Regions from separate parts of the Homo sapiens genome. Here region 1 is linked to region 2. A link is a contact called in ENCODE Hi-C or POLR2A ChIA-PET data. All regions are on one chromosome and are shown on one strand. The core of a region is the stretch at or near the end of the contact, and the rest is flanking DNA. Distances in the headings are between cores, read along the strand shown. Region 1 overlaps AFF1 (ALF transcription elongation factor 1). Region 2 holds the start of PTPN13 (protein tyrosine phosphatase non-receptor type 13).

The links. A loop is a pair of places that touch in the nucleus more often than their neighbours do. ChIA-PET counts read pairs that join two places held with the same protein, here RNA polymerase II (POLR2A). Pooled maps may share reads with other maps.
Region 1: a loop to region 2 is called in a pooled map, with 2.7 times the contacts of the local background. The contact joins the enhancer-like site here to the promoter of PTPN13 in region 2. A Hi-C loop is called at or near these places in 1 of 168 maps with a recorded cell type or tissue (chondrocyte) and 6 of 50 pooled maps. POLR2A ChIA-PET finds 5 or more read pairs at or near these places in 3 of 52 experiments (CD4-positive, alpha-beta memory T cell, MCF 10A and WTC11).

The regions. Positions count from the first base shown.
Region 1 is chr4:86,995,536-86,999,885 of GRCh38, reverse strand. The region is part of intron 2 of AFF1 (ALF transcription elongation factor 1); the gene reads right to left. Among named protein-coding and RNA genes, the nearest start is that of AFF1, 63 kb to the right of the region's middle. Within about 2 kb of position 1,630, at least 3 of the 41 ENCODE cell types and tissues checked have a DNase peak (open chromatin) inside an H3K27ac peak, as active enhancers do.
Region 2 is chr4:86,592,360-86,596,881 of GRCh38, reverse strand. It overlaps PTPN13 (protein tyrosine phosphatase non-receptor type 13), which reads right to left and starts at 2,567. Exons shown (of 48, transcript NM_080683.3): 1 at 2,093-2,567. It also overlaps a transcript of MAPK10 not described here. RefSeq lists an enhancer at 2,330-2,916.

The DNA of each region.
Region 1 (4,350 bases), core at 381-2,880, 400 kb before region 2:
TACATTGGTTTCTTCTCTGTAAACGCTACCACCCAGTCTCCTTCTGCCATCACTGCCAAGCTTCTTACACCAAGAGAAGTCGGCTTCCTTTATGATGCCAGTGACCACCTCCCATGAAAGGCTCTCTGCAGACTTCAAGCAACTCAATCTTATTTTACAATTCTTTCTGCTCACACATCCAGGATCCAGGATAGAGTTCTAACAAACCTTACTTGTCTCTTCTCAATCTAAATGCTGTCTTGTACAATATCATCAGTAACTCTCTAAATGTGTAACTCCAACCTAAACTTCTCTCTGTAACTCCAAGACTATTTGTTCTAGATGCCCCAAAACACTTTCCTGGGCATGAAAAGGCACTTGGGAGGTTGTCCAAAATAGAACATTTTCTCATTGTGTCTACACAATAAGATCCTCCCCATCTGGATGCAGTTACAACAGATGCTGAGAGATATCTATCAATGAGACTTAGCTGCCTCTAGGGTCTGTAAGGGGTGGTTTCTCCATACAGGAAGAAGATAGTATCTCCTTCACAAAAAAAGGAATTAAAAAAGACTAGGGGAAAAGTGTGTTTAGTTAGTTCCTTCCTTGGGAATAAAAGCAGAAGGCAGAATTCAAAGAGAGCTTCCTATAAGCAGATCAGGAGGGACTTGGCTAACACAAAACTAAAACATTCCATATTTTACCGTGTGTTTTTTAACTGTGAAGATCAGCAATAAACCCCTTAAAATAAGATCAGCCACATTAATAATTTGTTGAATAGCAAACACCAGTGAGTGCGAAGGAGTAGTGATGCCTTTCAAAAGGAAAGGGAAACAGGGAAGAGAAAGAGACAGCCTGAGAAATGGTCCCAAGGCCAGACCAGGCCAGAATTCATCTGAATGGCCCCAATTCCAACCCACTCCATTCCTCCTGGCCCCTAATTTATGAGCCAATCACCAATCATCCAAACTAGAGATCCTTTTCCTGGCTTGTTCTCCACACATATTGCTACCAAAATCCCAGAGATTTCTTGAGATACTGAAAGTAGAGGGATGGGAGTGGGAAGAGCTCACTTTAGATACTTCTCTTTATTTCTGAATTTATAACACTGATCTCTAATTCCTCCCATCACCACTACCACCCCCTCCACTGAATAAGCTTTCACCCTCTTGTTTTACAAAAAATACTTAATGACAAGGAAGACATTCATAGTATCAGAGTTTTTTGATTAATAAAAAAGCAGGTACAAAATACAATAATTTTTAAAAGGAAAAAAAAACAGGTACAATACAGTATGTTTGTTAGTATCCCACTTCATCAAAATTGAATGAAATGTGTATTCAAAAGATTGATGGGGCCTCTGTAGCAAAATGCTAGCAGTAGGTATCTCTGAATGGAACAGTCAGATGACGTTATTTTCTTCTGGGTATTTAAAAATTGTCTAAACGTTATAAAATGAACACACACCTGTTTTTGTAGTCACAAAACTGAATCACAATTATTCTAAAAACAAAACAACTATAATCAAGTCTTAGTTCCAGGAAGGAGGTAAGGGTCATCTAATCCACTTCTCCATGCAAGAATGCTCTTTCTTCTAGCGAGACTAGCTTGTTTGCATGTCTCCAGGGACATCTGTTGTCATTACAAGGCAGCCCCTTCCACAGCAGGCCAATGATGAGGATTAGAAACTTCTATCTCTCATGAAGCTAAAATAGAGCCCTGTTCCATTGGTTCTACTTCTGCCCTCTTGATACTAAAGCTGTCCACGCAGTTTTCTTGTTTTTTTTTTTTTTTTTTTTTTTTTTTTTGAGACGGAGTTTCGCTCTTATTGCCTAGGCCAGAGTGCAATGGCACAATCTCAGCTGACTGCAACCTCCGCCTGCTGGGTTCAAGCGATTCTCCTGCCTTAGCCTCCCAAGTAGCTGTGATTACAGGCATGTGCCACCACACCTGGCAAATTTTTTGTATTTTTAGTAGAGACGAGGTTTCTCCATGTTGGCCAGGCTGGTCTGGAGTCCTTGACCTCAGCCTCGGCCTCCCAAAGTGCTGGGATTACAGGCGTGAGCCACCATGCCCAGCCTCACTCAGCTTCTTAGGCCTGTTTTTTTCTATCCTTTTCTCTTAAGTATGCATTTTTTTTTTTTTGAGATGGAGTCTCGATCTGTTGCCCAGGCTGAAGCGCAGTGGCACAATCTTGGCTCACTGCAAGCTCTGCCCCCAAGGTTCACACCATTTTCCTGCCTCAGCCTCCCAAGTAGCTGGGACTACAGGCGCCCGTCACCACACTCGGCTAATTTTTTGTATTTTTAGTAGAGATGGGGTTTCACCGTGTTGGCCAGGATGGTCTCGATCTCCTGACCTTGTGATCCACCTGCCTCGGCCTCCCAAAGTGCTGGGATTACAGGCATGAGCCACTGCGCCCAGCCCAAGTATGCATTTTTAAATATTTAGAATGCATGTGCCTTAATCCATTTCCTGCTGCCTATAGCAGAATACCTGAAACTGGGTAATTTATTTTAAAAAGGAATTTATTCCTTACAGTTATGGAGGCTGGGAAGTCCACAGTTAAGGGGCCACACCTGGTGAAAGCCTTCTTGCTGGTGGGGACTCTAGAGTCCCAAAGTGACATGGTGAGGGAGCTGAGCATGCAAACATGCTACTGCAGGTCTCTTCCTCTTATAAAGCCACCAGTTCAGGCCAAGCGTGGTGGCTCATGCCTGTAATCCCAGCACTTTGGGGGGCCAAGGCGGGCGGATCACCTGACCTCAGGAGTTCGAGACAAGCCTGGCCAACATGGTGAAACCCCGTCTCTACCAAAAATACAAAAATTAGCCAGACATGGTGGTGGGCACCTGTAATCCCAGCTACTTGAGAGGCTGAGGCAGGAGAATCACTTGAACCCGGGAGGCAGAGGTTGCAGTGAGCTGAGATCGTGCCACTGCACTCCAGCCTGGGCAACAGAGCAAGACTCCCTCTCAAAAAAATAAAATTAAATTAAATTAAAAGCCACCAGTTCTCCTCCCATGGTAACCCATAAACTCGTTAATCTTGAATGCATTCATTCATGAGGGCAGATCCTTCACGATCCAATCACCTCTTAAAGGCTCCACCTTTTAATACTGCCACATCGGGTTTAAGTTTCAACATAAATATTTGTGGGTTTTTTTGTTTGTTTGTTTGTTTTAATTGATCATTCTTGGGTGTTTCTCACAGAGGGGGATTTGGCAGGGTCACAGGACAATAGTGGAGGGAAGGTCAGCAGATAAACAAGTGAACAAAGGTCTCTGGTTTTCCTAGGCAGAGGACCCTGCGGCCTTCCGCAGTGTTTGTGTCCCTGGGTACTTGAGATTAGGGAGTGGTGATGACTCTTAACGAGCATGCTGCCTTCAAGCATCTGTTTAACAAAGCACATCTTGCACCGCCCTTAATCCATTCAACCCTGAGTGGATACAGCACATGTTTCAGAGAGCACAGGGTTGGGGGTAAGGTCACAGATCAACAGGATCCCAAGGCAGAAGAATTTTTCTTAGTACAGAACAAAATGAAAAGTCTCCCATGTCTACCTCTTTCTACACAGACACAGCAACCATCCGATTTCTCAATCTTTTCCCCACCTTTCCCCCCTTTCTATTCCACAAAACCGCCATTGTCATCATGGCCCGTTCTCAATGAGCTGTTGGGTACACCTCCCAGACGGGGTGGTGGCCAGGCAGAGGGGCTCCTCACTTCCCAGTAGGGGCGGCCGGGCAGAGGTGCCCCTCACCTCCCGGACAGGGCGGCTGGCCGGGCGGGGGCCTGACCCCCCCACCTCCCTCCCAGACGAGGTGGCTGCCGGGCAGAGACGCTCCTCACTTCCCAGACGGGGTGGCTGCTGGGCGGAGGGGCTCCTCACTTCTCAGACGGGGCGGCTGCCGGGCGGAGGGGCTCCTCACTTCTCAGACGGGGCGGCCGGGCAGAGACGCTCCTCACATCCCGGACGGGGCGGCAGGGCAGAGGTGCTCCCCACATCTCAGACGATGGGCGGCCGGGCAGAGACGCTCCTCACTTCCCAGATGGGATGGCGGCCAGGCAGAGACGCTCCTCACTTTCCAGACTGGGCAGCCAGGCAGAAGGGCTCCTCACATCCCAGACGATGGGCGGCCTGGCAGAGACGCTCCTCACTTCCCAGACGGGGTGGCGGCCGGGCAGAGGCTGCAATCTCGGCACTTTGGGAGGCCAAGGCAGGCTGCTGGGAGGTGGAGGTTGTAGCGAGCCGAGATCACACCACTGCACTCCAGCCTGGGCACCATTGAGCACTGAGTGAAGGAGACTCCGTCTGCAATCCCGGCACCTCGGGAGGCCGAGGCTGGCGGATCACTCGAGGTTAGGAGC
Region 2 (4,522 bases), core at 1,318-3,817:
ATTTAATTATGCATAAAAATGTTTTGGGGTTTATTTAAAAATTACACCCTCTGTCAAAAGAAGAGGGTGAAGAGGAAAAAAAAGAAGTAATAGTTTATCCCTTACAGTCCTTCTCTCCAGTACATTTGGGGCTGGGCACTAAGATGAGCTGGAAAAATATACACCCCATTGATACGGGAGAAGCTACAACACTTCCCCATCCAATCCTTAACACATTAAAGACAGAACAAATCAACACCCGTTTTTCTCAATAACAAAGAATACATAAATTTCATTCATTTAAAGATGAACACCTATCATTTATATTATCTACTCCAAAACAAATGATTAGCTAATTCTCACATTCACATACCGTATTTAGGAGGCAGCCCTCAAAAACAACAACAAAAAGATGACCTAAGTTTTATAACGTGACCCCATCATAGAATTAAAATCTGACTTTTAAATTGACACTGGTTTTAATGGTGTGCGTGTATGTTACTTGTGACATGAAAAGCCATTTATATTTTTGGATGCTGGTAATCACCCTCCAAAATATAACTAGGCTTTACATGCAAGTAAAAATGGTGGGACAAATGCAAATTCAAAGATAAACCTACATAATGGTAAAGCAAGCTATCATTCTCTAATTGTAAAAGTGAAAAACACTATGAAATCAGTCCTTTTCTTAACAACTAACCTCAAATATTTTTCTGTTTTTAGTTCTAATTTCCATCCTATCCTCTCCCCACACATACTCCCACAAAGCCTCTAGAACATCAAGTAGAACACAATGTTATGAACAAAGTATAATAAACAAGATTGGACGTCAGTCAGTGCGCCTCTGTATAAATTTACTAAATCAATATATGTATGAATTTACTAACAAATGCTCCTAGTGATATTAAAACGAGAAATAATTTGTATATTGGCACCACTACAAGCAGCCAATGAGCATGAAGCAAGTTTTCACCTGGACCCTGCCAACACAGTCATGAAGACTTTAGGAAAATACCTAAGCTTGTTTCATAATACATGCACTTTTACTCCCCCCCCCATCCTTTAGTAAACTTTCTAGATATAAATTTTAAAATCTTAAAATTTATAATTAGTTACCAGCGCCCTTCATCCCACAGATCAGGTGTCCTACATTTTGTTCAGGTCCTGCCTTGAAAACAAACCCGATTGCCCCATTTTCTGCGAGGGAGCTCAGCTCCAGGCAGCTCCCTATGAAGTCACCGCGTTTGTTGTTTCAAAGATGCAATTAAATGAAAATGACACAAGGCTGTCGAACAGATTAGTTGGAAGTGTGCGGTGGTGTCGATCATATACGTGTATGGCCAATGAAAACTGTATTGCTGTAAATCTCTTAGTGATATTTCTCCCCATCCTCCTCTCTCCATTATATTCACAACAGAAGGAAATTAAACTTTGTAAGAATTTTCTTGACTTTGGTTTAACTTTAGCTTCCCAGCTGTCTGCTCTTACAGTATCACGTAATGAGCAAAGCGGTGGGGCTAGGGGGCCGGAGGGTAGAGTGTTAACTTTAGCAAGCAGAAGAAAAGCAATAAAAGACCTTGCATCAGACAGTGTCTCTCCCTCTGCCCCCTCTTCCTCTGCTTCCCCGCCATCCCACCCCCTTCTCGAGCCCTTACACACACATTCTTCTGGGCGGCCTCTAACCACACCATCTCCACAATCATTTGCAGAAATTAGAAACAGACTCCGGGAGCCCTTCCCTTAAGCACGCACAGAGCGGAGCTGTGCAAGCACGACGGGGCAATGTCACTCCCTATTACCCCACAATCTCTTACTCCCCCTGTGGGTTTCATTCCCGAGAATCCGGCTTTCTTCCGCAGAGGAGATGGATCTACCTAATTAGCAATGGAGTTTCATCTCATTCTTCCCCACTCCAGTCACCCCACCCCCACTCTAACGTACAAAAACACCCACCACCAAAACCAAAGAAAAGTTCCTTCTACCAGGGCAACCGAGGAGTTGGGTTTAGGGACTGGAGCGAAAGCAGAGAGAGGAGGAAGAGAACGAGCGCAATGTACTTTGTTTTGCACTTCTGCACATGCAGCGCAGAGCCCAGGGCGGCTCTCGTCCTTACCGGCTGGTCCCGAGACCGGGTCCTGCTACTGGAGCGCCGGGCGAGGGCTGCAGGGACGCGGCGTCGGGGCGGGCCGCCGGCAGCCGCCGCGGGCGCCGAGAGCCACCACCACTTCTCCCACAAGCGGCTGCGGGCGTGGGCTGAAGGAGCTGTAGAAGGAGCCTGGGGAGGGGGAGAAGAGGAGCAGCATCTCCTCCTCCTCCTCCTCGCCTCGGAAACGCTCCCCAGCGGCGATCCCGGCCGACTGCCTGACCCCCGAGCGCTCAACGCACCCCCGCCGCCCTACTGTGCTCGACGCCTCTCCAAGAGCTTCGCCAAAACCTTCTGGCGCGGGCGGCTCAACTCCTGTAGGCGACTCTGACCGCTGCCGAGGCGGACCGGGGAGCTACGGAGCACGGCTCGCCAGCACGACGGTCTCCAGGGGCCGTGAGCATGGTGTGTCACCCTCGCCTCAGCGTGGCCGCTGGAGCTACTCGCACCACTGGGGCTCCACCTCGGGCAGCCGCGCCGGCTCCGCCCCCCCGGTCCTGTCACTCAACCATTCCCCGGCACTGGGAGGACCGCAGATCTCCCACCCCGAGCTCCCCTCGACCTCATTGGCCCGCCTGGCATCCAGCTCCACCTCCTCCCTAGGGACGAGGTCGCCAGGGAGACCAGCGCCCCGGTTGCCATGACAACCAGTGCCTTGGGCCTGGCTTTTCGCGTTCTTCGGACTAGCCAGAGGCTCAGGTTGGTGACCGAGCGGCAGAGTTCCTAGCGCCTGCAGTGTGGTGAACTCCAACTTTTAGGCCAAGTTGAAAATGCAGCCGACGACCCCCACACTTCTAACTTCAGAATCAAAACTATGACCCTAGGGAGTGAGGAGGAGAGTGAAAAATGCGTAAGTGCTGGCTCCTCCCTTACTCTTCGCTGCCTCTCAGCCTTGTTTCTATATTCTCACGGGGCGCTTTGGTCTTTGAAAGGAAGAGGAGAATGGGGGAGAGGAAGAGCATGGCTTTGCCAGCTCCTTGCAGCAATATAGCAACTTAGAAATGGCGGGGTCAACGAAAAAAGCCCGGTGAGTTTTCCCACGGTTGTAAAGCTATCTTCAAAAGTGTGGTGACAGCACAACGCCAAATGCCCTAGGGAAAACTGAAATTCTCATATTTTTGAAAAAAGTTTGTAAATACTTGCCTTGTTATTTTATCTATGAGACTAAAATAATCCCGAAGTTTGAAAATTTAAGGAAAAGGTTTAACATAGTCGATAACCTCCCACTTTTCTATATACACTGAAATTTGGCCAAGGTATATCCAGACAGCTGTACCCCTCCTTGCTGCAAGCCGAAATATTTGAGTTTCAATAGTTAAACAAGAGAGTCTTGCTGAATTCATGAACAAATAATATCCTGTGATTTGAGTTTTGAAAGTTTTGGGTTATTCTCAGAGGTATAAGGTAAACTGGTCCACTCTGGAAAGGGTACCTGAAGATAAATTTAGTCTGAGACCCTTAATGTTGAGCCCTAGGTAAATCTGAATTTCATGGCTGGCTCCAAAGTGGAGAGATCTGAGGCTTATTTGGCTTCCCCAAAAAAAGTCAAAGCAGCAATCCTAGGTTCCCTAGCCCCTGAGGCTGCCATACATGTATGATGAATGAGGGAATTAATAGTAATGATTTATCTTTGGCGAGCACTTGAGTTTTCATTATATCATTTACTAAATGAATAACTATGATAGATATCTTCAGTCAAATATGCCTTACAAGTATGCATTGAATGTGATTACTCATAGGGCTAAACACAACGGAAAATACACAGCAGGATTTTAAGCTAAGTCCCCGCTCCCAAGGAGCTAACCTGGAGCCTAAGAAAGAAAACTAGCACTCTTGAAACAATTTGAGAACAATTATAGCTAAAATGTGCAGCCAAACTTTGAGTAGGTAGCAGCTAAGAGAAAGTTTGCTATGTAAAATGGGCTGGATTCCTCAGTTTATGGAAGAGGGGAATTTACACTGGGCTTTGATGAATGCAGCAAAGATGAGGAAAGTCAGTTGAGGGGAACAACAAAAACTAAACAGCAGCAGCAGGGATAAGTGGTGAAAGTAAATAACAGGCCAGGCTCCTTGGATGGGAAACACAAGTGGATGATTGGAGCCCTTTTCTCAGTTCTTCCCCCATTTTTAAATGTTCTGGATCATCTATCAGGGAGGTAGGAAAGGCAGGTTGGGAAGAACAGAAACTTTCATGAAACATCTGTCTCTGTTTGCCTCTGAAAGAAAGTTCATGTATTTATTGGAAAGAAAAGCAATATCCTTAATTAATGGCTGCAATAGCTTGTGGATTCACATCAGAAAGAAGGTATAGCAAGTATAGTGTTGTAAATTTCCGCAAAAGTAGACAAACCACAGTGTTGTTAGCTTTTTTCCTTTTCTTTTTCTTCTTCGTGTTTTTTT